2 separate regions of the Homo sapiens genome follow, and region 2 is linked to region 1. A link is a loop called in an ENCODE intact Hi-C map of the cell type or tissue named here. Cell type or tissue: Calu3. All regions are shown on one strand. Links, peaks and the distances in the headings refer to the core of each region. The heading gives the core; the rest is flanking DNA. Region 1 has its middle 84 kb from the start of UNC13C. Region 2 has its middle 29 kb from the start of RSL24D1.

Region 1 (16,231 bases), core at 4,624-12,623:
TGCCATTATTTTCTGCCTTCATACCTTGTATTATTGCAAAATTAATTTCACTGGCCTTTTTGCTATTGTTGATATCAGAATCCATTTGATGCAGTACTCACCAAGCATTTTGAGCCCCCTAAACCTTCTGAAGACCCCTTACCAATCTGTTTCTGTATTGGCTTCTATCATTCCAAATTTTTTGCTTCTGTTGGTACTGACAATGAATTATATACCCCCTTATGCACTATATTCCCACTGCCTTGCATGTAGAAAGTGTTTAATATGAGTTAATTAAATAAGTTATTGAATAAAGCAGACTTGCTAGTCTCAATATTTTATAGTTCCCATCCGTCATTACAGGTGTTTTCTTCTCTCCCTAATTACTCCTTCTACTACCATGTTTGTTTTCTGCTGCTTTAAACTATTTATGTTAAGTCCTTATGTTCTGCAATCACTAACTGATAGGTTATTCCTTTTTTCAGTACACTTACTGACCATATCAGTCTTCTTTCTCTTCCACTACTGCCAGATCTTGGCCTCAACTGCCAGCTCTGTTGAGGCAGAAATTTGGCTGCAACCTCCTTCAATCTGTCTGTCTCCTGTATCTAGGAAGGTATACCTAGGTGGGATTAGGGTTAGGGAGTATTAAAGGATCATAGAGGACAAGGAGAATGGTTCCTAAAAAGAGCCCATTTGGACTAGAAGGGAAAACTAGGATGAGGAAAGGATTTTTCATGAAACAAATTTAAGTATTATTATACGCTATGAGGAAAGAACCAAAAGAGTAGGATATATTGAAAATATTGAAGAAAAAAAGTATGCCTGAGAGAACATGATCTTAAAGGATATATGGAGAGGTGAAAACTAATGCACATGTGGTGGTATTAGTCTTAGGATAAAGGTCATTTCTTCCATTGAGGAAAATGGAAATGGGTAATAACTTAATTTTGTAGATAGAGGGATAGGAATCCTCAATTTTCACCATAAATAAAAAAAGTGGTCTGCTGAGATAAGTCAGAGATAAGAGAGACTTGAAGAGAGGAGTGAAAACATGAAATAATCAATTACCTTTAAACTTTCATTCATGAGAATATCCAAATGTCTTGGGTGCAGTAAACATACACTCTCAAATTTCTGATGGCATTATAAATTGGCAAAATGTTTTTGGAAATCAATTTGGCCTCAAAAATATTCATATGTTTGACTCCATTGACTATTTCTCATAAAACAATTTACAATAAAGACAGAGTTTATATACAAAAATGTTAATTTCAACATTATTCATTATAAGGAAAAATCCTGGAAGCAACCTAATTGTCTATAGATAGAGGAGGGACTAAATAAATTATGGCACATCCAAGTAATAGAGATCTATCAGCTGGTCATGGTGGCTCACGCCTGTAATCCCAGCACTTTGGGAGGCCGAGGCAGGCAGATCACCTGAGGTCGGGAGATCGAGACCATCCTGGCTAACACAGTGAAACCCCATCTCTACAAAAAAAAAATACAAAAAAAATAGCTAGGCATGGTGTCAGGCACCTGTAGTCCCAGCTACTTGGGAGGCTGAAGCAGGAGAATGGCATGAACCCGGGAGGTGGAGCTTGTAGTGAGCTGAGATCGTGCCACTGCACTCCAGCCTGGATGACAGAGTGAGACTGCATCTCAAAAAAAAAAAAAAAAAAAGAAATCTATGAAGACATTAAAATGATGCTTACTAAGAATCTTTAATTTAATGGAGAAATTCTTTTTATAAAAAATAAACCCATGACTATTATGTTAATCGAATATAATAAATTAAATATAGAAGAAAATGAATAAAAATCATGTGTATAGAATAATTATTATTATACTTTATATGTGTTTTTGAGTATTTTCCACATTTTTAGAGATGTATGTTACTTTTGTTATGAGAAAATACATACCAAACTTTTAAATTCATCTTTTGGTAATTTATCAAGACTAATGTTGAAAAGGAGGGAAAAAAAATGAATGTACGTTAAACCCTTATGGAAAAAGAAGATAAAACAGGGAGCATGAAGTGCCTATTCCTGTAGCTCAATTGATTAACAACATAGTACATTTTATGAGTCAGTATTGCAAATGTACACAATCAAGATTGCAGATTTGGGACCCAGATCTGTTGAACTCTCTGAGATGGGACATTGATCTGAGTCTTTAAAAGTTGGATGATTTAAAGTGGAAGATAATGCATTTTTGGCCCACAGTGAAAAAAAAATAGAAGTTTGATGAACACTGGGCCTCTATTTTTATACTGCAATATCCCCTGAACATCCTACTGTTGCCCTCCTTGGAGGAATTGTGTAGCTACAGTGATTCATAATCCCCACCATATCTCACTGGTTTCCTAACAATGAGTCCAAACAGCAGTCGCTATTTGTCATTACTCTTGCTTTTACTATTGTTTACAGTAAATAAACATTTCTCTGTCACCATGGCTAGTAAAGCTAAAAGAAAAGATAATCTGAAAAGCCCATATGTTTCAAGAAAAATAAAGAACATGTTTAATTCTTTAAGTACAGAATATTCCTCTGTGTCTGATATTCATACATCAGGCCCTCTTCTCCAATTTTTATAACTCGTATGGCCATCCTAAACACTTATGTCTGCAATCCTGGAATAAGTCTGGGGACACATTATTGTTAATAACATAAACTGCTTACTATATTTTAATACTAAAAAATTATAATTCCTTATTAAATCCATAGGGTATCATTCTAGTCCCTCATTAATTTTGAATTAAATAGATGTACTATTTGCGGAATAATATGATTGAAGATCGAGGGGGTATTTTAATAGTAGGATTCAGGCTTGACTTTCTGGAGATTTTCTACACAAAGATGAAATAGGATATATGTTATACTAATCTGATGACAATATAAAATAAAATATACATATGGCAGAAAACGAAGAGCTTTCTCTAGGGTGGGGTAGTTATCTGTTGGGGAGATGGGACTTGAACCATGCAGAACTGGGTGAGACTTTCTCATGGGAAGGACAATAGCCAAGATAAGAAACTAAAAAGGAACCATCTCAGAAGCAGAGAGACTGCCAGCACTTTGGGAAGCCGAGGCAGGCAGATCACCTGAGGTCGGGAGTTTGAGACCAGCTTGACCAACATGGAGCAACCACTCTCTACTAAAAATACAAAAATAGCCAGGCATGGTGGCGCATGCCTGTAATAGCAGCCACTCGGGAGGCTGAGGCAGGAGAATCGCTTGAACCCGGGAGGTGGATGTTGCGGTGAGCCGAGATCCTGGGCAACAAGAGTGAAACTCCGTCTAAAAAAAAAGTAGAGAGACTGGTTTTTCAGCTAAGCGCTCATTTTGGTGAACAGTGACTAAAAAGTTTGCATAAGAAGAGTGAGTTAAGAAAATTGGTCTCTTGAAATTCAGGAAGAGAAGTTTGGAATGTAATTCTTTTAGAAAGCAAAGCTACTGCATGCTTTTGAACACAAGAAGTTGATTTTCAAGAAGTTTAATTTGCAAGGAAAGTGGTTTGAAGGAAGCGATTTGAGACAAAGAGGAAAATGATGTGTTTATAACAATTTAGATTTATTCAGAGAGTCAACAGATTCTTGCAATTCTTGCAGAGCACTTGTTATGAGATGCTGTCTATTAGGCATTAAGGATACACAATAATCAAATTCTTTGACCTCAAAGAGCTTATATTCCAGTGGACATAGGCAGATAATAAACATATACATAAATAAGTGCAATAGTGTAACAGGATATAGTGCACAGAATACTGATGGTGTTAAAATAATCAGAGAATGCTTCTCTGAGATGTGACATTAATCTGAGTCTTTAAGGATGAAAATGAGGTTACTATATGGAAACACATTGGAAGAACGTCCAGCCAGTAGAGATAAGCACAAAACCCTCAAGAGGAAGTGAGCATGGTGTGGGGGACAGTTGGGGATGGGGTGGGGGGCAGTGTATGGAGAAGTGTTGGTCAAAGTGGACAGACTTTCAGTTGCAAGATGAATGAGTTCTGGGACTCTAATGTACAGCATAGCGAATATAGTCATAGTTATTACCAATAATACTGTATTGTATACTTGAAATTTGTTATGGAAGTAGATACTCAGTATTCTTATATTTTTTTAAAATTGGAATATTAGGTGATAGATGTGTTAAGTAGCTTAATTATAGAATCATTTCACAATGTATACATATCAAATTATCATATTGTACACCTTAAATACATACACATTTTGTCAATTATACCTCAATAAAGCCAGAATAAAAACCTAACTTTAAAATGGCCCAGTCAATAGTCAGCTCCCTGCTCCCTTGGGGAGCCAATACCTTTTGATTCTTTTCTCATTTACTAGGGAATCAGAAGAGATCAGGGTAACCTCCCTCTTTAGGCTACTGTTTGGGGAAATGTTTGATTTTTTTGAAGAATATAGCTATTAGGAGAAAAAAAAGTGTGTTAGTGTGTATGCGTTTGTGTGTGTGTGTGTGTGTATGTGTCTGGAAAAGAATTTCAATAGACTTTTAGAATCAGTTAGGTCAAGAAAAGCTGCACTCAATAACCTTACCATCTTACCCTGATCATTTCAAATAGTTTCACTAGCACCATATTTAAAAGATAAGCATGACTGGTTTAAAAATAATTGAATAGTCCCAACTTTAACAGTAGAAGATGATGATGATGATGATGATGATGATGGTGGTGGTGGTTGTGGTGGTCATTATCTCTGTATAAAAGGAGAAAGTCTGCATTTTTAGGACTATGTGCACCAGCAGGAGGAAGTAATGTAGAAGATCTTATATTGAACTATCAGCATGGGTCTCACAGCTGGAAGAGTTAGCCCAATAAGAGAACATTTGTATAGAGCAGCATTTTTATCACAAGATGCCAGTGCTCAGCAAGGTTTTTATTATACAAAATCAAAGGACTTAAAATACTCAACTAGAACTACAGTTATCAAGACCAAGAGTTTTTCAAAGTACAACATTAATCCCCCAGGATTTTTAGTAGGGGTTAGACAGAAAATGAAGGCGGTCGGGGCATTCTCAGAGAAAATAAATCTGGAAAGTGTCAAGGTAAAGTTAAATGGATTTTTTAAATTACAGCACATAGAAGAACTTTTAATATGCTAATACACTTTCTGATTTTCCAAGAAAGGGGTCTACGTAGAGTGTCATTTAAGGGATAGCTTCTCATCAAGGAAATTCAGGAAAAGTGGCCAAAATGGCATTGGGTAAGGCCTGAATAGATGATGCTATAACAGTGTGATGACCTTGTGGATCAATTCAGTTGAGTTGTAATGTATTGCCATTTAAATGTATGTATAGCCAGGTTCCATGGCACACGCCTATAATACTGGCTATTTGGGAGGCTGAGATGGGAAGATCACTTGAGGCCAGGAGTTCAAGACTAGCCTAGACAACATAGTGAGACCCTCATCCCTACAAAAACAAGGAAACAATAAAATAAATGTATGTATAAAATTATTGTTGCTATCCATGTACTCGAAAAAGTTCCCAAAGCATCAAGTAGTATAATGAGAGATGACTGAGCTGGTAATCAGGAGGTTGGATCTTAATCTCTATTTTTACCATTTTCCGGATCCAGTCCATTGGACCCCATTGAGGACTCACTGATTCTTTCATTTATTCAATGAGCTTGATTGTCTCCTCTGTGTGAGACAAGACTTCTAGGTGCTAGGGATATAGCAATAGATAAGAAAGACCAAGTCCTTGACCTCATAGAACTTACATTCTAGTGAAGAAGACAAATAGTAAATAAACATATAGTTTCACTGTTGGATAAGGTATTATGAAGTGAGGGAGGAAAGCAGGGTTCAGTTACTTTCTCTACAAAATGAGGAGGCTGGACTCTGTCAGTGATTTCCACAGTCTTAAAGTAATTACATGTAACAGAAAACCTCAGTAACCTAACTATGTTGGCTTCCCAAATAGAAGTTTATTTTTCTCATTAGAGAAAAAGTTAGGAGGTAGGTCATCCAGGACAGGTGGAGTAGTTTCATGAGGTCATCAGTGTCCCGGGTGTCTCTGATGTTTCTATTCACCTTAGGGTGTGGTTTTTAATGCTAATGGAAGATGATGCCAGACATAATAAAAAAGGAATTGCTAAAGAATATGGGATAGTCCCCACATTTAGAAAGCCAGAATTTTCTAAAAATCCACAGCAGGCACTCCTTACATCTTTAGGGAGGCTGAGAAACATGAATACTTTTCAGCTGAGCAACTAGTTGCCCTGAACATGACCTGGTTCCCTTTAAGGAAGAGGGATGGAGTGGAAATTAAGTAAGTATCTAGTCTGCCATAAGGCTTAGGGGTGAAAAACATATATCCACTTCACCATCCCATGTATTATTATGATAATAACATTGAATATTGTAATAATACTCATACTAATATCCAACATTAAGAAGAAAATACTGATTCACAAAGAAGTATTTACAAATGACACCTTTGCTAAACAAATACACAAGCTCAGAAAAATTGACTAAATTGAACCAGAAGAGCACAGCAGCACTCAACTTAGAGGAAGTGCTAACACTACAATGAAAGACTGTGGCACAATTCATTATTAGATCTTGCCTTACTGTCACTTAATTGTATTTGGTACATATATGCTCTAGGAGTATTTTTTTTACATTTCTTACAAGTAAGGTGAAAATCAAACACCAAATGAAACAGTGATAGTTACACACTTTTCAACGAAAAATGTGTTTATATGATATTCAAATGTATTCATGAAGATGACTAGAGAAGTGTTCTCCTAAGGAACTCTACATTGGCAATTAAAGTTGACTTGATGATGGTCACTAATGGACATTAGCATATTTAAATTCATGTGTTGTTTTTATTATCATTTTGTTTGAGATGCATTTTAAAGTAAAAATCAAATAAAATGTTGGCAGAGCTCTGAAGAAAGAGAATGCTAAAGTTAAAATATACTGGACTAAGTGGCCTCAATCTTACCTACAGACTCAGACTTAATTTTTTTACATTTTACAAGAGACCGATCTTTGTTAAAGACATTAAGATTGAACAATGGATTAATGTTAGTCTTAGTTCATATTTTCAATGCTCAAAGAACAGCAATTTCACAAACCTTTGAATAATTTGGAATTGACATTATAAAACTGGAGGAAATAGTAATGATATAATGAATTCAAAGTCGAGTAAATCCTTCTCGTCTGTAATGCCTAAGAAACACAAAAAGCACTATTCATTCTTCAGCTATCTGCACACATTCTAATCTCACAGACAGCTGGAGAATAGAAAACTTGTCTACAAGGGATTTGTATGTATTACTAATTAGATATACAGCTTACTTCAGCTGGGATATCTTTTAATTATGTTTATTAAAACAGTCTGAAATATATTTATAAAATATATGTTTTTATTTTATCAATTTATGAACATTCAATGATCTCTTCTAAGATTTACGCAGTAGTAGACCATGCCTAAATTACTTACAACCTGTTTTCCAAAAGACAAAGACCATTACATGACACAAAATTTCTTTCTTTTTTTTTTTTTTTTTTTTTTTTTGAGATGAAATCTCACTCTGTCACCCAGGCTGGAGTGCAGTGGCAACCTCCGACTCCTGGGTTCAAGCTATTCTCCTTCCTCAGCATCTAGAGTAACTGGGATTACAGACGCCTGCGACCACACCCAGCTAATTTTTATATTTTTAGTAGAGACGAGGTTTCACCATGTTGGCCAGGCTGGTCTCAAACTCCTGACCTCAAGTGATCTGCCCACCTTGGTCTCCCAAAGTGTTGGGATTACAGGCATGAGCCACCACGCCCAGCCTCGACAAAAAATTTCTAAGGAATGATCCTAATAACAGTAAAAGCTTTATTCATGGAAACTGATCACTAGATAATTACATATTTATCTAGTGATATCTAATGTAATATTGATAAACATAATTATCAATATAATACTATGTGGAACAAATTGTGATCAAGGAATATTTAAATGAAATAATATAGTCCATGAGTTGATTATTATTGAACATGGTGAAGGGTTAATGGGGCAATAATTTACACTAATCTCTTGACTTTTGTAAATATCAAAAGTTTGCTATAATAAAAGTTTTACAAAATTATAAAAAACTCATTTACAGTCAAATAAATGAATAAATAAATATTTCAGAAAGAAATGTTTCTACTGATAATTAAAACAAAACCCAACCAAAGTGACATAAATAAATGGGGGTCTATTTCCATAATAGCAAGAAGTCTCAAGATACTCAGGTCTCTCAACAATTGTCTTCCTTATTTTCTCAGACAGCAGCTACAACTTCAACCATCATGCCTCCATTCAAGGCGTAAGAGGGGAAAGTGACTGTGCCAGCAGACTTTCGCCCATAACTCCAGGCCAGTCAGATGACCACTTCTTGCTATAAGGAAAGCTGGAAAATTGATACTTGATTTTCACTTTCTCTATAGTAATCAGGAAAGGGATAAAGGGGTTGGGTTTGTTGAGCCAACCTACGGTGTCTGCCAAAGCAACTATAAGAATATTTAGGTAAACAGTTGTACATTCATTCAACTGACTATTATTAAGCCATTAAGAAATAAATACCAATATTAGCAAAGATGGCCAAATAGGAACAGCTCCAGTCTGCAGCTCCCAGCGCGATTGACACAGAAGGTGGGTGATTTCTGCATTTCCAACTGAGGTATCCAGTTCATCTCACTGGGACTGATTGGACAGTGGGTGCAACCCACAGAGGGCGAGCCAAAGCAGGGTGGGGTGTCGCCTCACCTGGGAAGCACAGGTGTCGGGGAATTTTCTCCCCTATCCAAGGGAAGTCGTGGGGGAAGGAGCCTGAGGAACTGTGTGCTCCAGCCCAGATACTGCACTTTTCCCATGGTCTTCACAACCCACAGACCAGCAGATTCCCTCCAGTGCCTGCCCCACCAGGGCCCTGAGTTTCAAGCACAAAACTGGGCAGACACCAAACTAGCTGCAGAAGTTTTTTTTCCAAACCCCAGTGGTACCTCGAATGTCAGCGAGACGGAACCGTTCACTCCCCTTGAAAGGGGTGCTGAAGCCAGGGACCCAAGTGGTCTGGCTCTGTGGGCCCCATGCCATGGAGCCCAGCAAACTAAGATCCACTGGCTTGAAATTCTTGCTGCCAGCACAGCAGCAGTCTGAGATGGACCTGGGATGCTTGAGCTTGGTGGGGGGAGGGACATCCACTATTGCTGAGGCTTGTGTAGGCAGTTTTACCCTCAGAGTGTAAACAAAGCTGCCAGGAAGTTCAAACTGGGCGGAGCCCACTGCAGCTCAGCAAGGCTGCTGTGGCCAGACTGCCACATTTCTGCTCTCTGGGCAGGGCATCTCTGAAAAAAAGGCAGCAGCCCCAGTCAGGGACTTATAGATAAAACCCCCATCTCCCTGGAACAGAGCACCTGGGGGAAGGGGTGGCTATGGGTGCAGCTTCAGCAGATTTAAACATTCCTGCCTCACAGCTCTGAAGAGAGCAGCAAACCTCCCAGCACAGCATTCAAGCTCTGTTAAGGGTCAGAATGCCTCCTCAAGTGGGTCCCTGACCCCCGTGTATCCTGACTGGGAGATAACTCCCAGTAGGGGCTGACAGACACCTCATACAGGAGAGCTCTGGCAGGCATCTAGCAGGTGCCCCTCTGGGACAAAGCTTCCAGAGAAAAGAACAGGCAGTAATCTTTGCTGTTCTGCAGACTTCGCTGGTGATATCCAGGCAAACAGGGTCTGGAGTGGACCTCAGAAAACTCCAGCAGATCTTCAGCAGAGGAGCCTGACTGTTAGAAGGAAAACTAACAAACAGAAATGAATAGCAAGTCTACTCAAAGACCCCATCTGAAGGTCACCAACATCAAAGACCAAAGGTAGATAAATCCACAAAGATGGGGGGAAACAGCTCAAAAAGGCGGAAAACTCCAAAAACCAGAACACCACTTCTCCTCCAAAGGATCACAAATCCTCACCAGCAAGGGGACAAAACTTGATGGAGAATGAGTTTGATGAATTGACAAAAGTAAGCTTCAAAAGGTGGGTAATAACAAACTCCTCTGAGCTAAAGGAGTATGTTCTAATCCAATGCCAGGAAGCTAAGAACTTTGAAAAAAGGTTAGATGAATTTCTAACTAGAATAACCAGTTTAGAGAACATAAATGACCTGATGGAGCTGAAAAACACAGCACGAGAACTTCATGAAGCATACAGAAGTATCTATAGCTGAATCAATCAAGCGGAAGAAAGGATATCAGAGACTGAAGATCAACTTAATGAAATAAAGTGAGAAGACAAGATTAGAGAAAAAATAAAAAGGAATAAATAAAGCCTCCAAGAAACATGGGACTATGTGAAAAGACTAAATGTACATTTGATTGGTGTACCTGAAAGTGACAGGGAAAATGGAACCAAGCTGGAAAACACTCTTCAGGATATTATCCAGGAGAACTTCCCCAACCTAGCAAGACAGGCCAACATTCAAATTCAGGAAATACAGAGAACACCACAAAGATACTCCTCGAGAAGAGCAACCTCAAGACACACAATCATCAGATTCACCAAGGTTGAAATGAAGAAAAAAATGTTCAGGGCAGCAGAGAAAAAGGTTGGGTTACCCACAAAGGGAAGCCCATTAGACTAACAGCAGATCTCTCTGCAGAAACCCTACAAGCCAGAGGAGAGCGGGGGCCAATACTCAACATTCTTTAAGAAAAGAATTTTCAACCCAGAATTTCATATCCAGCCAAACTAAGCTTTATAAGTGAAGGAGAAATAAAATCCTTTACAGACAAGCAAATGCTGAGAGATTTTGTCACCACCTGGTGGTGGTGTAAGGCTCTTGCCTTACAAGAGCTCCTGAAGGAAACACTAAACTTGGAAAGGAACAACCGGTACCAGCCACTGCAAAAACATACCAAATTGTAAAGAACATCAACACTACGAAGAAACTGCATCAACTAATGGACAAAATAACCAGCCAGCATCATAATGACAGGATCAAATTCACATATAACAATATTAACTTTAAATGTTAATGGGCTAAATGCCCCAATTAAAAGACACAGACTGGCAAATTGGATAAACAGTCAAGACCCATCGGTGTGCTGTATTCAGGAGACCCATCTCACATGCATTGACACACATAGGCTCAAAATAAAGGGACAGAGGAATATTCAGCAAGCAAATGGAAAGCAAAAAAGAGCAGGAGTTGCAATCCTAATCTCAGATAAAAACAGACTTTAAAGCAACAAAGATCAAAAGAGACAAAAAAGGACATTATATAATGGTAAAGGGATCAATTCAAAAAGAAGAGCTAACTATCTTAAATATATATGTACCCAATACAGGAGCACCCACATTCATAAAGCAAGTTCTTAGAGACCTACAGACTTAGACTCCCACACAATGATAGTGGGAGACTTTAACATCCCACTGTCAATATTAGACAAATCAACGAGACAGAAAATTAACAAGGATATCCAGGACCTGAACTCAGCTCGGGAACAAGTGGACCTAATAGATATGCACAGAACTCTCCACCCCAAATCAACAGAATAGACATTCTTCTCAGCACCTCATCGCACTTGTTCTAAAATTGACCACATAATGGGAAGTAAAACACTTCTCAGCAAATGCAAAACAATGGAAATCATAACAAACAGTCTCTCAGAACACAGTGCAATCAAATTAGAACCCAGGATTAAGAAACTCACTCAAAACCACACAACTACATGGAAATTGAACAACCCGCTCCTAAATGACTACTGGTAAATAACAAAATGAAGGCAGAAATAAAGATGTTCCTTGAAACCAATGGGAACAAAGACACAACATACCAGAATCTCCGGGACACATTTAAAACAATGTGTAGAGGGAAATTTGTAGCACTAAATGCCCACAAGAGAAAGCAGGAAAGATCTAAAATTGACACCCTAAAATCAAAATTAAAAGAACTAGGAAAGCAACAGCAGATAAATTCAAAAACTAGCAGAAGACAAGACATAACTAAGATCAGAGCAGAACTGAAGGAGATAAAGACACAAAAAACCCATCAAAAAATCAATGAATCCAGGAGCTGGTTTTTTTAAAAGGTCAAAAAATAGATAGGCCACTAGCCAGACTAACAAAGAAGAAAAGAGAGAAGAATCAAACAGACACAATAAAAAATGATAAAAGGGATATCACCACTGATCCCACAGAAATACAAACTACCATCAGAGAATACTATAAACACCTCTACGCAAATAAACTAGAAAATCTAGAAGAAATGGATAAATTCCTGGACACATACACTCTCCCAAGTCTAAACCAGGAAGAAGTCAAATCCCTGAATAGACCAATAACAAGTTCTGAAATCGAGGCAGTAATTAGTAGTCTACCAACCCAAAAAAGTCCAGGACCAGATGGATTCACAGCCAAATTCTACCAGAGGTACAAAGAGGAACTGGTAGCTGGGCGCAGTGGCTCATGCCTGTAATCCCAGCACTTTGGGAGGCCATGGCGGGTGGATCACGAGGTCAGGAGATTGAGACCATCCTGGCTAACACAGTGAAATCCCACCTCTACTAAAAATACAAAAAATTAGCTGGGCGTGATGGCAGGTGCATGTAGTCCCAGCTACTCAGGAGGCTGAGGCAGGAGAATGGTGTGAACCCAGAAGGCGGAGCTTGCAGTGAGCCAAGATCATACCACTGCACTCAAGCCTGGGTGACGCAGTGAGAATCCGTCTCAAAAAGAAAAAAAAAAAAAGAGGCGCTGGTACCATTCCTTCTGAAACTATTCCAAACACTAGAAAAAGAGAGAATCCTCCCTAACTCATTTTATGAAGTCAGCATCATCCTGATACCAAAACCTGGCAGAGACACAACAAAAAAAGAAAATTTCAGATCAATATCCCTGATGAACATCGATGTAAAAATCCTCAATAAAATACTGGCAAATCGAATCTATCAGCACATTAAAAAGCTTATCCACCACGATCAAGTTGGCTTCATCCCTGGGACACAAGGCTGGTTCAACATATGCAAATCAATAAACATACACCATCATATAAACAGAACCAATGACAAAAACCACGTGATTATCTCAATAGATGCAGAAAAGGCCTTTGACAAAATTCAACACCCTTCATGCTAAAAACTCTCAATAAACTAGGTATTGATGGAATGTATCACAAAATAATAAGAGTTATTTATGACAAACCTCACAGCCGTTATCATACTGAATGGGCAAAAATTGGAAGCATTCCCTTTGAAAACCAGCACAAGACAAGGATGCCCTCTCTCACCACTCCTATTCAATATAGTATTGGAAGTTCTGGCCAGGGCAATCAGGCAAGAGAAAGAAATAAATGGTATTCAAATAGGAAGAAAGGAAGTCAAATTGTCTCTGTTTGCAGATGACATGATTGTATATTTAGAAAACCCCATTGTCTCAGCTCAAAATCTCCTTAAACTCATAAGCAACTTCAGCCAAGTCTCAGGATACAAAATCAATGTGCAAAAATCACAAGCATTCCTATACACCAATAACAGTCAAACAGAGAGCCAAATCATGAGTGAACTCCCATTGACAACTGCTACTAAGAGAATTAAAATACCTAGGAATACAGCTTACAAGGGATGCAAAGGACCTCTTCAAGGAGAACCACAAACTACTGCTCAAGGAAATAAGAGAGGACACAAACAAATGGAAAAACATTCCATGCTCATAGATAGGGAGAATCAATATCGTGAAAGTGGCCAAACTGCCCAAAGAAATTTATAGATTCAATGCTATCCCCATCAAGCTACCATTGACTTTGTTTACAGAATTGGGAAAAAACTACTTTAAACTTCATATGGAACCAAAAAAGAGCCCGCAGAGCCAAGACAGTCCTAAGCAAAAAGAACAAAGCTGGAGGGATCATGCTACCTGACTTCAAACAATACTACGAGGCTACAGAAACCAAAACGGCATGGTACTGGTACCAAAACAGATATTTAGACCAATGGAACAGAACAGAGCCCTCAGAAATAACACCACACATCTACAACCATCTGATCTTTGACAAACCTGACACAAATAAGCAATGGGGAAAAGATACCCTATCTAATAAATGGTGTTGGGAAAACTGGCTAGCCATACATGGAAAACTGAAACGTGAGCCCTTCCTTACACCTTATACAAAAATCAACTCAAGATGGATTAAAGACTTAAACATAAGACCTAAAACCATAAAAACCACAGAAGAAAACATAGGCAATGCCATTCAGGACATAGGCATGGGCAAAGACTTCATGTCTAAAACACCAAAAGCAATGGCAACAAAAGCCAAAATTGACAAATGGGATCTAATTAATCTAAAGACCTTCTGCACAGCAAAAGAAACTATCATCAGAGTGATCAGGCAACCTACAGAAGGGGAGAAAATTTTTGCAATATATCCATCTGACAAAGGGCTAATATCCAGAATCTACAAGGAACTTAAACAAATTTACAAGAAAAAAAAACTCTATTAAAAATTGGGCAAAGCATATGAACAGACACTTCCCAAAAGAAGACATTTATGCAGCCAACAAACATATGAAAAAATGTTCATCATCACTGGTCATTAGAGAAATGCAAATCAAAACAACAATGAGATACCATCTCACGCCAGCTGGAATGGTGATCATTAAAAAGTCAGGAAACAACAGATGCTGGAGAGGATGTGGAGAAATAGGAACACTTTTACACTGTTGGTGGGAATGTGAATTAGTTCAACCATTGTGGAAGACAGTGCAGTGATTCCTCAAGGACCTAGAACTAGAAATACCATTTGACCCAGCAATCCCATTACCGGGTATGGACCCAACGGATTATAAATCATTCTACTATAAAGACACATGCACACGTATGTTTATTACAGCACTCTTCACAATAGCAAACACTTGGAACCAACCCAAATGTCCATCAATGATAGACTGGATAAAGAAAATGTGGCACATATACACCATGGAATACTATGAAGCCATAAAAAGGGATGAGTTCATGTCCTTTGCAGGGACATGGATGAAGCTGGAAGTCTTCATTCTCAGCAAACTATCACAAGAATAGAAAACCAAACACCACATGTTCTCACTCATAAGTGGGAGTTGAACAATGAGAAAACATGGACACAGGGAGGGGAACATCACACTATCGGGGGGTGGGGCGTAGTGGAGGGATAGCATTTGGAGAAAATACCTAATGTATGTGGGTTGAAGGGTGTAGCAAACCACAATGGCACATGTAACAAAACTGCATGTTCTGCACATGTACCCCAGAACTTAAAGTATAATAAAAACAAAAAGAAACAGACCCCATGCAACATGAAGAAAGGGGATTGCCTAATATTAATGTCATATCTGATACGTCTTCAACTTATTAAAAAGCAAAAATCATGAAATCCCATGTATATCTAAAAAAGAGGATAAGCAGTAAAAAATGTTAATAAGAGTTACACTTAATATAATGGTTTGGGGTGTTTATTTTACCCCTAATATACTTTGTTTCCTCACATTTCCTATAATAAAATGAATTACCTTAGAATAAAAAGAATAAACATATTAAATAACGGGGGATTTTAAGGATATCAATAACTGACATTTTTAATGCAGTCAATATTTTAATAAACTTTATTTTTAGACCAGTTTTAGATTTACAAAATGGAGAAGATAGTACAGACAGTTTCCATAACCCTTCTCCTTCCACACACAAACATTATTACATTTTAGATTAGTATGGCACATTTGTTATAATTAATGAAGCCATATTGATATAGGATTAACCAAAGTCCATAGTTACTCAGATCTTCTTAATTTCACCAAGTGTCCTTTTTCTGTTCCAGGATTCCATACAGGATACCACATTGCATTTAGTTGTCATAATTCCATGGGCACCTCTTGGCTGTGACAGTTTCTCAGTTTTTCCTTGTTTTTGATGACCTTGAAATGTTTTAGGAGTACTCCTCACATATATTGTAGGATGCTGCCCTATTGCGACTTATCTGATGTTTTCATCATGATTAGACTGGAGTCATGTATTTGCGGGAGGTAAATCACAGAGGTAAAGTGTCAATTTCATGATGTCATAACAAGGGTACCTACTATCAACCTGATTTGTAACTAGTGATACTGACCTTGATCATCCAGTTGAAATAATGTTTATCAGTTTTCTCCACTGTAGAGTTCCTCCACTCCCCTACCTCCCTTTTTAATGCTGTGTTCTTTAGAAGG
Region 2 (16,231 bases), core at 3,857-11,856, 1.3 Mb before region 1:
ATTGCCAATAAGAATACTGTCTTTGTTCCAGGGCATGAACGTTTGGATGCTAAGTGTCAGGGTTCATCTAAGGTAAGAAGTAGGCTTTGAAGTTGCCTGATGTGTTACTTGATTTCTTCTTTAAAAAAATTTAATTTTTTTTAGAGACAGGGTCTAGCTCTGTTACCCAGGCTGGAATGCAGTGGTGCAATCTCAGCTCACTGTAAAACTGCCAGGCTCGAGCAATCTTCCTGCCTTATCCTCCCGACTACTAGTGTGCCATTTGAATTGTCTTCCTAACAACTGATGTGGCAAAGAATCTAAGATCATGTTCTCTCAATGCACCACACACATGACAATATTTCATCCCCACTGTTAGTTATATGGACTCCCAGAAATAAAGTTTACCTTACTGAACAAGTTTTCTTTCTTTGAGTTGAGAAGTCTCCATTAGAGATTAGGTATCCAGGAGGATTTGGGTCAAAGCAGCAGAGGATGAGCTCCAGTAGCATTGAGAGAGAGGCCTCAAATCTGATTGCATATTAGAATTATCTGGGGCAGGTTTATAATTGCCAGTGCCTGGGCCTCTCCCAGAATAATTAAATGAAAATCTCTGGGATTGGGGCCCAGGTGCTGGTATTTTTAAAAAGCCACCAGGTGATCCTAATGTGTTCCCAAGGTTCAGAACTAGTGATCTATGTAATAGCTAGAATTTCTTAGTTTAGGCAATTAATGTAAAGGTGTTTTCAAATAGTGCCTTTTCAAGAGGCATGTTGTGAAACACTGTATTTATGTTATCAAGTGGCTCACCAAAATAATGAGAACATTTTTAGATTGATGCTTGGATAACTACGGTAGCAGTTACATAATTTTCCAAATACCTAATAGGACTGCACTATGATAGTTAGCTGGATGTTCCTTGAGCTGTAAAACAGGGTACAAAGACAATCGTTTTCATTTTTTATTGGAGTTTGATTAATATTCTCTCTGGGTCGATGCGACCTTGGAATTAAACAGTGAGGATTGCATGGTCCATTTGCCAGGATCTACATATTTTATCTTTAATTCTCCCAATTATGAAGGCCTGGCTAAGACTTCTGCTTGGATCCTAAATGAGGCACTCATCATAATCTTGTCCTTCCATTGGTGCATGGTTTATCACACACACAAAAACTCACCTAACTTTAAAAGGAGGTGAAGAGGACATATGCAGGGAGGACATTGGGGTTTTTATTCCAAGATAAGTGAGTTGTACCATCTGTGGACAGGCATAGCAGTAAGTGGAATATTACTTGAAGCATTTTATCAGAACCTCTTTGCTACAGTTTGGATGTTTGTTCCCTCCAAAGCTCATGTTGAAATTTGGTTGCCATTGTAATAGTATTGAGACACAGTATCTTTAACAGGTGATTAGGCCATGAAGGCTCCACTCTTGTGGGTGGGTTTAACGCCTTTAAAAAATGGCTCTGGGAGTGGGCTCTGTCTCTCCCATGTGTTTTCTTGCCCTTTGCTTTTCTGCCATTGAATGCCGCAGATAGAAGGCCCTCACCAGATGCGAGTCCCTCAGCCTTGGACTTCCAGCTTCCAGAACTGTAAGAAACAAATTTATTTTCCTTGTAAATTACCCAGTCTCAGGTAGTCTGTTTAGCAGCAGCAAACAGACTAAGACATTCTACCATCAGATTTGTGTTTCCCCAATGACATTGGAGTTCAAGGTCCATTAGTGAGATATGGACAGGTACAGTGTGTTAGTGCAGATGAACTATTCAATCTCATTTTGGAGGGTTTCCATCATAAAACACAAATGATTTAGTCAAAGCAGCATCTTCTGAATTTCTTAGCTGACTTATAAAAACAAATAAGCCACTTTCTGTCTTTATTATTTTCTTCCCAGGAAGGGAGCTTTACAGTCATGAGGGTAGTAAATAAGTATTACTTTTTAAAGAAGCTCTGGAGCTATGGGGATTTAATAAATAGTTCATTGCTTCCCTATCTCCACCAAAATCTCTTCACTCTAACTGCAGCCTTGAAACCCAAGTGTTCGGGTTTGGACTTTTTTTTTTTTCTTTTGAGACACAGCGTCACTCTTGCCCAGGTTGGAATACAGTGGTACGATCTCGACTCATTGCAACCTCTGCCTCCTGGGTTCAAGCGATTCTCCTGCTCCAGTCTCCGGAGTATAGCTGGGACTACAAGCACCTGCCACCACTTGCCCAGCTAATTTTTGTATTTTCAGTAGAGATGGGGTTTCACCATGTTGCTCAGGCTAGTCTTGAACTCCTAGCCTCAAGTGATTCACCCACCTCAATCTCCCAAAGTGCTGGGATTACAGGCGTGATCCACCGCTCCTATCTAGGTTTTGGACTTTTAATCTACCTCTTCTTAATACCCTTCCCTCTTCTCTAAAAGCAAGATATATTTATAGCCTATTTATTACTTTGGGATCAACTTCAAATGTTTATTTTTGGATAAGATGAGTGAGTTACAAAACTAGCAACCTGCAAAGTGTTTGAAAGTTTAACTGCTATTTTTTCGGTTATCCATTCACCCATTCAATGAATATTATTGAGGTGCTACTATGTGCCAGGCACTTCTAGACATGGTGGGGATATTATAGTAAATGGAACAGATGGCAATCCTTGCACACATGGAATAGTGAGGGAAAGAAAGTCACAGAGGCTGACACCAATCACAAATGGAAAATGATACAAGGTGTGTTAAGGGTTTTAAAAGAAAAATGACATAAAAAATATACAAAAACTTGACTCGGAAATTGTACTTAAGAAATATATCGTAAGGAAATAATTATGTGCCCAAATATGCACGTACTAAAATATTCACTATATTTTTTAGCACAACATTGAAAAGAAGAACTAGTTAAATAAAGTTAAGGACTGATTAAGGACTAGTTAAATTAGATGCTGCAGTCATGTGTCGAATGACATAGAAAGATGCTTACAATACATTAAATGAAAATTGCTGGTTTCAAAATTGTATGATATGATTCCTCTAAAAGAGTAGTTTTCAAGCAGGAGTGATTTTTGCCTCTGAGGGGCCATTTGTGAATGTCTGGAGACCCTTTAGGTTGTTACAAGCAGGGTGGAGGTTGGTGCTACTGGCCTTTAGTGATTAGCAGTCAGGCATGCCGCTGAACATCCTGCAATGCACAGGACAGCCCCCTACCACAAGTAATTATTTGGCTCAAAACGTCAGTAGTACTGAGATTTAGAAATCCTGCTTTTAAACAATTACAAATACCATTGCAAGGACAAATATTTTCTGAATAAATAGCATTATGGATGTTTTAAATGTTATTTTTCTTTGTGTGTTAATTCAGATGTTGCTTTAAATGAGAAGTACTGACTTTGTAATTAAAAACAAAAACTATTTTAAAATGTGCTAAATTTTGGACCTATCTCAGCCTGAGAAGGTTTTTTTCTAAAAAGGTTCAGGCATCTTTTTATTTTCCTACTGCTCTCCTTACCTGTGCACACCTCATTGCCTGTATCTGTGATGCCTCTATTTGGAGGGAACCTGGGTTATGCCTGGGCCTGGTTTACTCCCATAACATGGGTTGCTGTACTTGCCCACTTAATTGTGAGCTCTATCCATCCAGGAAAGTAATCTGTTCCTTATTTTGAATAGCGTGTTCTTAGAAGTTCATGGGTTCTAATTGAAGGAAACTAGAGGGACCCCTTCCATCCTTCAGCAAGGGTCCCCAAAGATAGGCAGGGTGCCCAGAGAATGCCTCAACTGCTGAGAACTCCACCCTTTCAGGTCCAGTGCAGGCTCATCTCCAGAAAAGCTGGGTTAGAGTTGTCTCACTGTTTGGGTTGGAATATTGTGATTTCTAGGAGTGGAAATGCACTTGCTAATTTAGCTATCTCCTCTTTATAAGACGCTCATGGAAATAAAGATTAGCCATAAAATACCTTTAATGAGCTTCCAAATTTTATCTGCAAGGAACCCAGGGCCTGTGGCATTATACTGGTTTGTAGAAGACTCCTGTGGTGTCTGCAGAAACTTTCTCTGGTGAATATCTAGAATTTCCATTACTTTGAATGTGTACATGTTATTAATCAAGGAATTAATCATCCCCATTCTCTTTGATTGAAAGTCACATTACCTTGGAAGGACAAGGTGTTGTCAAATGGGCAAGGCAGATCATATGTTTTCTTTTACTGGACTCCTTATTTTTCTAATTACAGCCTGTGTATCCTGTGCTAGAGAGCCTCTTGAAATTAACTTAATTTACTATCACACTTGTAACATACCCATTTATTTGGGCCTGTGAATATGTGTGCACTCCATTTGATTACATCTAATGTTCTCCCTAAATAAAGAGTACAATTAATTCATTAGAGGATGGTTTGTTTCCAGGGGTAAGTGCCAGTTTATGATGATTCCATCAACACTTGCACCACATTAATTTATTTCCAATTTAATCAGTGTTTAAATTGAACTGGGATCAGGCAGAACAAAACACATGGTTTTGCATAATTATAATGGAGCAAATGGAAATAGTCATAGCACTTCAGCATTAGAAACCTCACTGCAGAAGCACAGATGGGTTAGGAGATGTTGATTAAAAAAGATGTCTAGGAATAAATCCTCTGTAAGCACTGTATTAAAATCCAAGTGCCTGCAGGACAAGCGACTTTGCATTAATTACTAAAAAATTTCTTATTCTGGGTATAGCTTTCTGTAGAAATCCTACAGATTGAGTAAACTGTGGAGGCACTCCTTTTCATGCTCCATTTAACTTAAATTATTAGCTGGTTCAGAAAGTTGTTTCTTCCCAGACTTGTCTAGGAAGTTCAATATTTAGCAATTACCCCTTTGTGCTTCTCGAACCTTCTCCAAGCCAGTGTCGTTGAAGGACAGATTTGCCATGTGGGAAGGTGGGCTACCTTGGAAAACAGATTTTTGGTTCGGAGCTTGTCTGAAACTCTCTAGATTAAGAATTGTGGCCGGGCGCAGTGGCTCGCGCCTGTAATCCCAGCACTTTGGGAGACCGAGGTGGGCGGATCACCTGAGGTTGGGAGTTCGAGACCAGCCTGACCAACATGGAGAAACCCCATCTCTACTAAAAATAGGAAATTAGCTGGGTGTGGTGGCACATGCCTGTAATCCCAGCTACTCGGGAGGCTGAGGCAGGAGAATCACTGGAACCCAGGAGGCAGAGATTGTGTTGAGCCGAGATTGCTCCATTGCACTCCAGCCTGGGCAACAAGAGCAAAACTCCATCTCAAAAAAAAAAAAAAAAAAAAAAAAGAGAGAGAGAAAGAAAAAAAAAGAATTGCACTGGATGGGTTTGCTCCTTCAAAACTAACAGGAGAGAGAGGCTGAACAAATGGTGTTCTTCAGGCAAGGGGCTTCCTGACGTGTAGTCATTTGTTAACTGCCCGAGTTTTGGTCTTAGAATTTCTTTTCCCTCTCCTCCTCTTCCTTCTTAATAAATCATCACAAATACAGTTGAAGTCTCCCCTTCCACACTGTGTTCCATTTCTCTCCATTCAGAGAACCCCTAGAGAACCACCCCCTTTTTTTAAATTAAAATTTATTTTGAAATAATTTCAAACTTAGAGAAAAATCACAAGGACTGCACAAAGAACTCCCCATATCCCCTTTAAAGGAATAATGATAATAATAAAGTGTTTTTAATTCCTGGCATGTATTTTATTGGAGGCATTTCTGTGATTGGAACGGGAGTTGAGGCAATGTCAGATGTATTATAACAAAGTAAATTCCTTAAATTGTCGCGCAGTGAAACATTAACAGCAGTAACTACCCTTTCAAATTCCTTTTAGTTTTCAATAGAAAGGGCCAGAAAGTGCCTTTACATTTTTGTCTTGGAACAACTCTGCAATTTCATCTTGATTTAATATTTCTAGTAATAAAGCATCTTCCGACTCCACATTCTTATCTCTGGGCAGACATTTTATTCTTAAGAATTGTAGTGATTGATAAGAAGCTAAATGGAAATGATTAACGTGTCAATGATTAATAATTATAACAACATTCAAACACTTAGAAATTATAGTATTTCATCAGATGTCTTTTTAAAGAGGCATTTCTGGCCAGTTGTGGTGGCTGACCTTTGGGAGGCTGAGACGGCTGGATCACTTGAGGTCAGGAGTTCGAGGTGAGACTGGCCAACATGATGAAAACCCTTCTCTACTAAAAAAAAAAAAATACAAAAATTAGCCGGGCATGATGGCAGGCACCTGTAATCCCAGCTACTCAGGAGGCTGAGACACGAGAACCACTTGAACCTGGGAGGCAGAGATTGCAGTGAACTGAGATTGTGCCACTGCACTCCAGCCTGGGGTGACAGAGCGAGACTCAGTCTCCAAAAAAAAAAAAAAAAAAAAAAAAAAAAAAAAAAAGAGGCATTTCTGTGAGAAGAGCAGCAGGTAGGCAAGCCAACTTTCCCAGGGCCTATAGCCCCTTTTCCCCGATTGTAGAGCATCCTTCCTTTGGTCCCCTGTGAGGGGCCAGCAGATTTCTCTGCTCTCTGCGGTGGGGGTGGTGGGTGGGGGGAGAACCACTCTTCTGAAGTGGATATTTACCTTTTCAGGCGTGTTTTCATAATTTAGCTTCGTCAGTCTATATCCACAAACAATATATTATATTATTTTGCAAGTACTTATACTTTTAAAAAATGATCTCATGTGAGGATGTCCTATTGTATCATATTTTTTCACGAAACATTATTATTGTTATATCCATGTTGTGCATACAGGTAGACTTAGCTTATTAATTTAAATGAGGTATAATATTCCATCATATAAATGTACCACAAGTTGTTATCCATTTGCTGAGTGTTAATTTTCCATTAAATAAATGCCTGCTTTCTCACAATTACAATTAGTGAAGATCCTTTCATCTGTGGTTTTGCTGGGATTTGAACTTGAGATCATCTGACCAGTAAGCCCGTGCTTTCCTCATTATATTAAGATTGCCTCTCAAGTAATAGACTTCTATCATAATCCAGGTTGATTTGGTGGAACACATTAGCTAAGTATTTAAATTTGGTAATGCCATTTTCTCTCCAGACAGAAACACTTTACTTATTTCACCAGACATGAAAAGTGGATTTAGTGTCTCAGGGTAAGTTGTCGACTATAGCAGCCACTAGCCCACACGTGGTAACTGAGTGCTTAAAAAGCGGCTAATTACGTGTGTGTGTGTTTAAATATACCTTTCCCCATGGTGCTGAGATGTGTTTTAATTGTAAAAATATATACCAGATTTTGATGGAAAAAGTGTGTAAAATATCATTAATTTTTGGTATTGAAATAATATTTTGGATATATACGTTTAAATAAAAATGTAGCCAGGCGTGGTGGCTCTCACCTGTAATCCCAGCACTTTGGGAGGCCAAGGTGGAGGATTGCTCGAGCCCAGGAGTTTGACACTAGCCTGGGCAACATGGCGAAACCGTCTCTACTAAAAATAGAAAAATTAGCAGGGCGTGGTGTCATGCGCCTGTAGTCCCAGCTACTCGGGAGGCTGAGGTGGGAGGATCACCTGAGCCTGGGACTTGGAGGTTGGAGTGAGCCGAGATCACGTCAGGCCGCTGCACTCCAGCCTGGGCCACAGAGCGAGACCCTGTCCCAAACAAAGTAATGAAAATTGATTTCATCCATTTCTTTCTACTTTGTTAATGTAGCTTCTTGAAAACTTAGCTACATATTGTGGCTATTGGATAGTGCTAGTGAGGGATTTATTAGGTTGAAATGATCAAGTATGTGCTTCTGGGTGCCAGGTGGGGGCAGCAGAGAGTTGCTAGAATCAGGACTCCTAAAGGTGCTGTCCTACCAATCCTAGAGGCTCAGAAAGACAGGATGTCAGTCAGCAAAGGGGTTAAATGGGAACGTAGTCAACAAGGACCCAAGGATCAAATCCTGCATCCTGGTTGAGAGGGATTACAGCTAGGGCCACCTAGAGGAGAGGGGCTGCTTAACAAATGAAACCTCTAATAAAGCACAGTTTTGAAGTCACACAATTCTGTGTTTGAATTTTGACTTTGTTAACTTGGGTAAGTTATTTGACCTCTGCAAATCTCAGTTTTCACATCTGTAAATTGGAGATGATAGTACATATTTATATTTTTTGTTGATGCATGTAAAGAGGTTATCACATATATTGAATATTTTCCATTTTTATTTTCCTTATTTTAATGTGTCATTGAGAAGGCATAAGAAGGTATAAGAAGGTACCTCTTGCCTTTTGAAGCAGTAGACTCAGGCTGCAGGTCTTACCACATATGGGTTTAAAGTGACTCACATAAGGCTCACCATTTCTTATCCACTTTACATCTTCAGGTAGAGATGAGAAAGTTCTCTATTTGGAATGGTATTCCTTGTACATTGGAGTTCTTACTGTTTTATCTCTTGCCAAACAAAAGCCTTAAATAAATTTCTTTTTTTTTGGCTCTCAGCTGGGTAATGCATGCATTTGTTCATCACAGAAGTTGCCCCGTCCTGTGTTAAGCAAGCCTTAGGGATGCAGAGATGAATGAAATGTAGTCAAAATACCTACAGCTAGGTGAAAGAGCTAGATGAAGGTCACCTAGCTATGACACAGTGTGACAGGCACCAAAGTCAAGTTATGAGAAAGTTAATTCCATGGGGAGGGCAGCGAGGGTTTCAGCGATGGCCTTGAAAAGGAGAGGACGTTATTGAGCTCCTCATCATCCCATTTTCTAAAATTCCCAGTCTTCCAAGTTTCAATGACTTTCATCTCTACCAATCACCAGCAAAGCGACAGGCTAGAATGCATCACCAATAGAAACTGCTTTATTTTTTAAGTCCTGAGCTCTGATTTTTCTCTCAGTACTGCCCAATATCTCTTATCCTCCTAACTCTGTTTAGGAAACTTTTATTGAGCAGTTTATAAGTACAAAGATGGTGTTTCTTCATAGGCATGGGCCTTCACACTCTTGCTATGATTCTTCTTACTGCATTGATTGCCTCCACACAGACCTCAGGAAACTGAATAGTGTTTCTTCCTGTTTGCTCTCTAGGTAGAAGACAGTAGACATGGCTCTGTCCAGAATTATTGCTTAGATCATTTTCCCTTTCCACGGAGTTCCAGATGTGTCAATTTGGAATGCTGTTCTTTTTTGAAATATTTGCAATTTAAATATATAATTAAAAGCTAATGATCGGGCATCTGCTTATAATAGGAGAATTTGGTTCTGCAGGTTTCTGTTAGACTGCAGTCATATTATTGACAACACTGGCATTCTGAAGAAAAGCCTTCCAATATGGCTTCAGGTTGTAAACCATTAGGTTGGTACTATTCTTTAATGAAGTGGTCTCTAAAGTGGGATGTGGCTATTCAGGGGCTTGCAAGGTAATTCAAAGGGATTCAGAAAGAAAACATTAAGCTATTATTTATATTTAGCTTTTAATCATCCTTTTATAACATATATGTTTTGTGTATGCTTTGTAATGTTTGTGCCACAATACAAGTATATAATAAATGTACATATACTAAGGGTGAGCAAAATTTTTTAGTGATGGGGCACACATAATCAAAGAATTCTGTAGACAACTAACTGCCCTAATGTGTTAGAATTTTTGTGATTTCTAGTGACAGAAACCCAACTCAAAAGAGCTTCTAGAAAGAAGGCACTTATTGGCATTCCATACTGAAAAGACCAGATGTGCAGTTAGCCTCAGGTACGAGGGGCCAGACACTTTGTGGTGTTGTCAGGGTGCACACACTCTGTCCGTCAGCTGTGTATGTGGGGAAAGATGGCAAATTGAGCTCTGAACTCACACTCTTCCAACTTACCACCCAGTGGCAAGAGACTCTCTTCCTTGGCATTCCAGACTGATTGGTATGAGTGGGTCCCATTCTCGTATCTGAACCAATCACTGTGGTCAGTGGGAATGGAATATTCAGGTTATCTGGATTGATCCTGTTCTTAGGGAAAGGAAGCAATATGGTTTGGCTCTGTGTCCCCACCCAAATCTCACCTTGAATTGTAATAATCCTCACGTGTCAAGGGTGGGACCAGGTGGAGGTCATTGAATCATGGCAGCGATTTCCCCCATGCTGTTCTCGTGTTAATGAGCGAGTCTCACGAGATCTGATGGTTTTATAAGCATCTGGCATTTCTTGTGCTGGCACATTCTCTCTCCTGCCGTCCTGAGGAGGTGCTTTCCGCCATGATTGTAATTTTTCTGAGGCCTCCCCAGCCATGCAGAACTGTGAGTCAATTAAACCTCTTTCCTTTGTAAGTTACCCAGTCTTTGGTATTTCTTCATAGCAACGTGAGAATGGACTAATATGGGAGGATATGGAATAACCCCGTGGGAACCACATGGTAAAGGTTTCTGCCAGGAAAGAAAAAGGGGATCTAGGAAAGTGGACAGACTGAACATGTAGCATTTTCAATGAAATTAGAACTGATTGCCACGGGAGAGGTCAGGACAAAGTAGCCAGTCCAAAGATGTTAAGATCCATAACCCAATCAGTAACATTTACAAAAATAAGTGAGCATGAGAAACTGAAGTGAGCTGCCAGGTTCATTCCTAGGATGAGAAAAGTTGTATGTTACATGTGTATTAAGGTGACACCACCAAGTCTAGGTTAACATTGCTTTTGAAACCCCATGTTAAAGAAAGGCTGAGATGTAATTTCTCCCCTTCTAGCACTGCCAGTCAGCTTTCTCAGAGTGAACCTTGCGGTGCTTATCATATCAAAAGCTTTGGGGTCAGAGTGGCCCTGGTTTGCATCTTGATTCTGCCACACACTAGCTGTGTATATGCTGGCCAGTTTACCAGAAGTCTCTTAATCTCACTGACTTCACTTGTACCTCTCTGGTAGGGCTGTTGGGAAGAGAATATCCAGCATAGTTCCTAGCACTTGATAAACAGGAAGTTTTATGTTGTTACTGCTAATGCTGACGTTTTCCTCTTCAATGAGTTTGGTCAAATTCCTAGTTTGGGATCCAGGCAGGGTTGATTCATCTTTGGAAACCTCACTGAGTCTCCAACAAACCTGGCATGTAGTAGGTGTTCAATAAATAACCGTTGAATAATGAATGAGGGAATGATTGTAGCTTATTTTGTTTCAAATCTTTCCCAAAGGGTTCCATTATGAAATACTGCTTAAACTTGCAGCTCTACCAGAGAACAAATTATTCTTTGAACAAGAAAATTATTTCTTAGTGTTTTCCCTCTAGCCTTCTGAAATGTGGACCAATATTACTGCAGGGAAACTTTTCAGTGTATTGGGATTTTAGCACGGGCTTTCTGCTGAAGTATACAATTTTTCATGGCTTATTTTTACACCTCATAAAATATTTTGATCTGTTTTCCTAAACTGACCATGGAAGACCTGAGTAGCTGTCCTCACCGACTTTTCCGGAGACCCTTTCTCACTAGAGAAGAGCTGAGAAAGCTGACCTGGTCTGTAATGGTCTGAGATGCTTGAAAAATCAACTTGGGAGTAAAAGGTACAGGTTTTCTTGGGCCAACTTTGGACCACTCTTGTGACTCTCAATGTAGAGGAAGTTGCCATGGAAAACAATCATTTAAAAGACACACTGTTCTTTTGGGAGATGGTGATCAAGAGGAAAGTCGTATATATTTTCTTACATGCTACTGAAGGACTGACTCATTTTTGATAACCCGTATTTGCCCAAGAATCTGGTATACTCGAGTTTTTGGCTAAAGGGAAGCAAACTAGTAACCTGCCCAAGATGCTGGCAGAACTTCAGCCTTGGGAAAATGTTGAGGTCTCCAGGACTCTCAACTCTAACCCCAAACTTCATGCTTGCTGAAGACACAGCAATAATACTGGAAGGGCTGGCCAGCTGCCAAGAGAACATTCCTGTCACCCTGATTTTAAGAGTAAAACAGACAAATGAAGTTGGTGACTTCAGGTCTAATGATTGACCACAGCCAAAGTCACTTTGGATTTTTCTTCTAAAGATAAGAAAAACTACTGGGAAGATGAGACATTCTTTCGGTCTGATCTACAGGAGGAATTGTGTTTCCAGACGGCAATGTAGCTTTGCTCCCCTGCTGGAGAGGAGAAAAATAAGTAATAGGGTTTGTGTGAACTGGGCAGAAAATAAGGGCCTGAGGACCCAGGCTGACGAATGGTGAGCAGAGGAGGGCATGAAGTGGGCTTCTGCTGAAGGTGCGGTGGAAAGGCTGCGCATCTCTCCGGCTGACCTTACTGCTGCAATTTGCACGGATGTGAAATGAAATACAAGCAGGTAGGCGAACCCGCTGAGGCCACTGACAGCCATGTGACAGCCTACCAGTCAGGGTGAAATGTCTCCAAGGCAGTGACAAGAGCTGTAACAGGGAATATTTTCACCAATAAGAGAAGCTAAGGACCTAGGACAGACTCCAGGCAAGCTCTCTGATGGAAATACAAAAAGGGATGGCTTTGCTCTCTTCTGCCCTCATTTTTTCCCATCTCCATTGTTAGTCCTGCCAACAGAAGGCAGTGGGCTTACAGACATGGGTTGAATTATTCAGCTGTTGATTTTGAATAGAAAAACACTGTGAAAGAAAATAATCATGAAAAATGTGTTTACGAGGAAGACTTGGGATATTTTTCATCAATAAAGCATCAAGAAGCGATTTCAGATTATATACCAGGGAATGGAGCAAATATGACTCAGGTTCTGTAACTTTTAGAACTAGCTGTCTCCCCAAATACCATGAGATTTCATTCAGTGGTGATTGCAACCTGGCATTTTTACAGAGATCTAAACTTTTTCAGGGTACGTTTGCATAATTCTTTCATTTAAGGTGTGTTACAACCCTGCACAGTTTGAAGGGCCCATATTATTATTCCCCTAGGATAGATGATCAAACTGAAACTCATAAAGGCCCCACAGACTTGCTCAAGGTCACATACCCAGTTAAAGGTAGCCCTAGGGCTGGAACCCAGGCCTCCATTCTCTTAGCTGTTTTCATGTCATCACACAATGCTACCTCTGTTTCAGCATAATAACATCTCCTGCTTTGACCTGGACCAGTTTGTAGATAACCCAGCCTTTCAGAGAAACATGCTGGAGCTTCCTCTGTGGGAATTCCAGCATATCTTGGTGTTCAGAAAGGCAGCTAGATGCTAAGAGTGGGAGGAGGCTTATACTGCTCCTTTCCAAGAGGGACAGGATAGTTTGAACAGACTTGCAAGGGGAACGTTTCCTCTTCAAAATCTTTGTTTTGTAAAAATAGACGCCATTTGGTAGCAGCCTAGTGTAGAGATAATTAGAGTGGCTTGAATAAATTGAGCTCCTCTCAGGTAGTTTTATTTCTCCAACACTATGCTTAAAGAGTTTTAAATGACCAAGATTTCTCAAAATATTATTAAGTAGGAAATGAGCAAATACAATTCCAACTACTTTTATGAATCCAATATTGTAATAATGTTTCTTAGTCAAATAAAAATACATTTACCTAGAACATAAATACATAGGAGAATGGGTAAAGGCAGCTATATCCTTAGAAATAATGTTTTATCTTCCCTTCATAGACATTTATTTGGTATCAAAAGATAATAACTAGGCTCTATTTCCTGTGAATAATTCCAGCAGTAAAGAACAAATTTCTTTTTTTTTTTATTATGTTTTAAGTTTTAGGGTACATGTGCACAATGTGCAGGTTTGTTACATATGTATACATGTGCCATGTTGGTGTGCTGCACCCATTAACTCGTCATTTACATTAGGTGTATCTCCTAATGCTATCCCTCCCCACTCCCCCCATCCCACGACAGGCCCCAGTGTGTGATGTACCCCTTCCTGAGTCCATGTGTCCTCATTGTTCAATTCCCACCTATGAGTGAGAACATGGCGGTGTTTGGTTTTCTGTCCTTGCGATAGTTTGTTGAGAGTTATGGTTTCCAGCTTCATCCATGTCCCTACAAAGGACATGAACTCATCATTTTTTATGGCTGCATAGTATTCCATGGTGCATATGTGCCACATTTTCTTAATCCAGTCTATCATTGTTGGACATTTGGGTTGGTTCCGAGTCTTTGCTATTGTGAATAGTGCCGCAATAAACATACGTGTGCATGTGTCTTTATAGCAGCGTGTTTTACAATCCTTTGGGTATATGCCCAGTAATGGGATGGCTGGGTTAAAAAAAAAAACAAACAAATTTTTATTTTTTTTTTGAGGACTCTCATTTGGTTTTCCATTGGTAAGGCTGCATACAATATAATTTAGGATTCCTTTTTTCAATCACTGGCCATTTGCCATAGGGGAAACCAGTGTTCCATCACTCATCCAAAAATGGGCATTTGTTTGTAGTAACCATTATTGTGGGCCTTGGGGAGCTGTTTAAGATGAAACACTATTCATGACTCTCTCCCTTTCCTCAAGACCAAGAGTTGGTTATCATCAGGTATCGCACCAACAGCACAGACAGGGGACAGGACGTTGCTGTCTCAGGCATTTGTTCTGGATCGGGGTTCAGATTTCCTCCTTCACAAAGTCTGCAGCTTTATGGAGCTGCTGTAGGGACTTTCCCTGCTTGACTGGATTCTCAGTGGCATAGATTCTGCTTGTGGGCAGGCCTTGGCCACAGGGTGGGGACCTTGGCCACAAGGACCTGCAGGCCACTTATGGGCCAGGCTGAATTGAACAGCATATTTACTGAGAGTGGCAAGAGGCATCCTAACTAGGAACTGAGTGCCAAATCATAGTCCAGAGCTGAAACAGGGTCTTGGAGCTGGAGAAGTGGTCTGGAAGGTAAAGTAATACTATAAACAGGAAACAGAGCTGGTAGAATGAGAAAAGAGTGGAGAGTTGAGGGGGAGTTGGGTTGGGGTGTGTCACTTAGGACAGAGGCACTGAATAAGCAGAGGTTCTTCTGGAAGCCCGCAGAAGCATCCTAAGAAGGGTGTACTTTATCTGTTCAAAGCAAAGGCTAATTGCAACAAAACAGCCCTTTCTTTTATAAAAAATTAATATTAAAAAACTATAATTGTATGCGTTTATGGGGATGCAATGTGATGTTTTGATATATGCAATGTGGAATGATTAAATCAAGCTATTAATAATTAATATGTCCATCATCTCCTTTGCCTGTCATTTTTATGGTGAGATATTTGAAATTTACTCTCTTGGTTATTTTGAAATATGTAATACGTTATTATTAACTATAGTCACCTTGCGGTGCAATAGATCTCAATACTTATTCCTTCTATCAAACTTTGTATTCTCTGACCAGCAACTCCCCATCCCCTCCCTCACCTCACCACACAGCCTCTGGCAACCATGACTCTACTCTCTATGAGTTGCTATATAATTCACATTCCTACTAACAATGTACAACAGTTCCCCTTTTTCTACATCCTCAACAACATGTATCTTCCATCTTTTTGATAAAAGGCATTCTAACAGGTGTGAGATGAAATCTCACTGGGGTTTTAATTTCTCTAATCATTAGTGATTTTGTGTATTTTTTCATGTCTGTTGGCCTTTTGTATGTTGTCTTTTGAGAAATGTTTGCTCAGGTTCTTTGCCCATTAAAAAAATGTGGTTGTTGGCTGGGTGCGGTGGCTCATGCCTGTAATCCCAGCACTTTGGGAAGCTGAGACGGTGGATCACGAGGTCAGGAGATGGAGACAATCCTGGCTAACATGGTGAAACCCCGTCTCTACTAAAAATACAAAAATTTAGCCGGGCGTGGTTGCGGGCGCCTGTAGTCCCAGCTACACTGGAGGCTGAGGCAGGAGAATGGCGTGAACCCTGGAGGCGGAGCTTGCAGTGAGCCGATCACGCCACTACACTCCAGCCTGGGTGACAGAGCGAGACTCTGTCTGAAAAAACAAACAAAAAAAAAAAACCAAAAAAAACCTGGTTTTTTCTTGTTATTGAATAGTTTGAGTTCTTGAGTTCTGTATATATTTTGTATATTAACCCCTTGTCAGATGCATGTTTTGAAAATATTTTCTCTTATTCTGTGGGCTGTCTCTTTACTCTGTTTTTTCCTTTGTTTGCGGAAGCTTTTTAGTTTGATGCAATTACCTTTGCTTGATTTTACTTTAGTAACCTGTTCTTTCAGGGTTATATAGAAAAAAGCTGTTTCCCAGACCAATGATGTAGAGCTTTTTTCCTGTGTTTGCTTCTAGCTGTTTTACAGTTTCAGATCTTACATTTAAGTTTTTAATCTATTTTGAGTTATTTTTGTATATGATGTGAGACAAGGATCTAATTTCATATCCACTTTTCCCAATATCACATTTATTGAAGAGACTC

The links. A loop is a pair of places that touch in the nucleus more often than their neighbours do. Peaks named below come from ENCODE experiments on the same cell type or tissue, not always from the same donor. Only the 100,000 strongest peaks of a DNase experiment are listed, where the experiment ranks them.
Region 2: it touches region 1 in a loop (3-fold over the local background); 4 of 110 quality-filtered maps call a loop at or near these places.

What each region holds. Positions count from the first base shown.
Region 1 is chr15:53,886,653-53,902,883 of GRCh38, reverse strand. It overlaps a transcript of UNC13C not described here. Among named protein-coding and RNA genes, the nearest start is that of UNC13C, 84 kb to the left of the region's middle. In Calu3, for the core only: no CTCF peak of the experiment used is centred there; a DNase peak (open chromatin) is centred at 9,253.
Region 2 is chr15:55,160,078-55,176,308 of GRCh38, reverse strand. No RefSeq gene overlaps it. Among named protein-coding and RNA genes, the nearest start is that of RSL24D1, 29 kb to the left of the region's middle. In Calu3, for the core only: a CTCF peak has its summit at 7,754 (motif pointing right); a DNase peak (open chromatin) is centred at 7,758.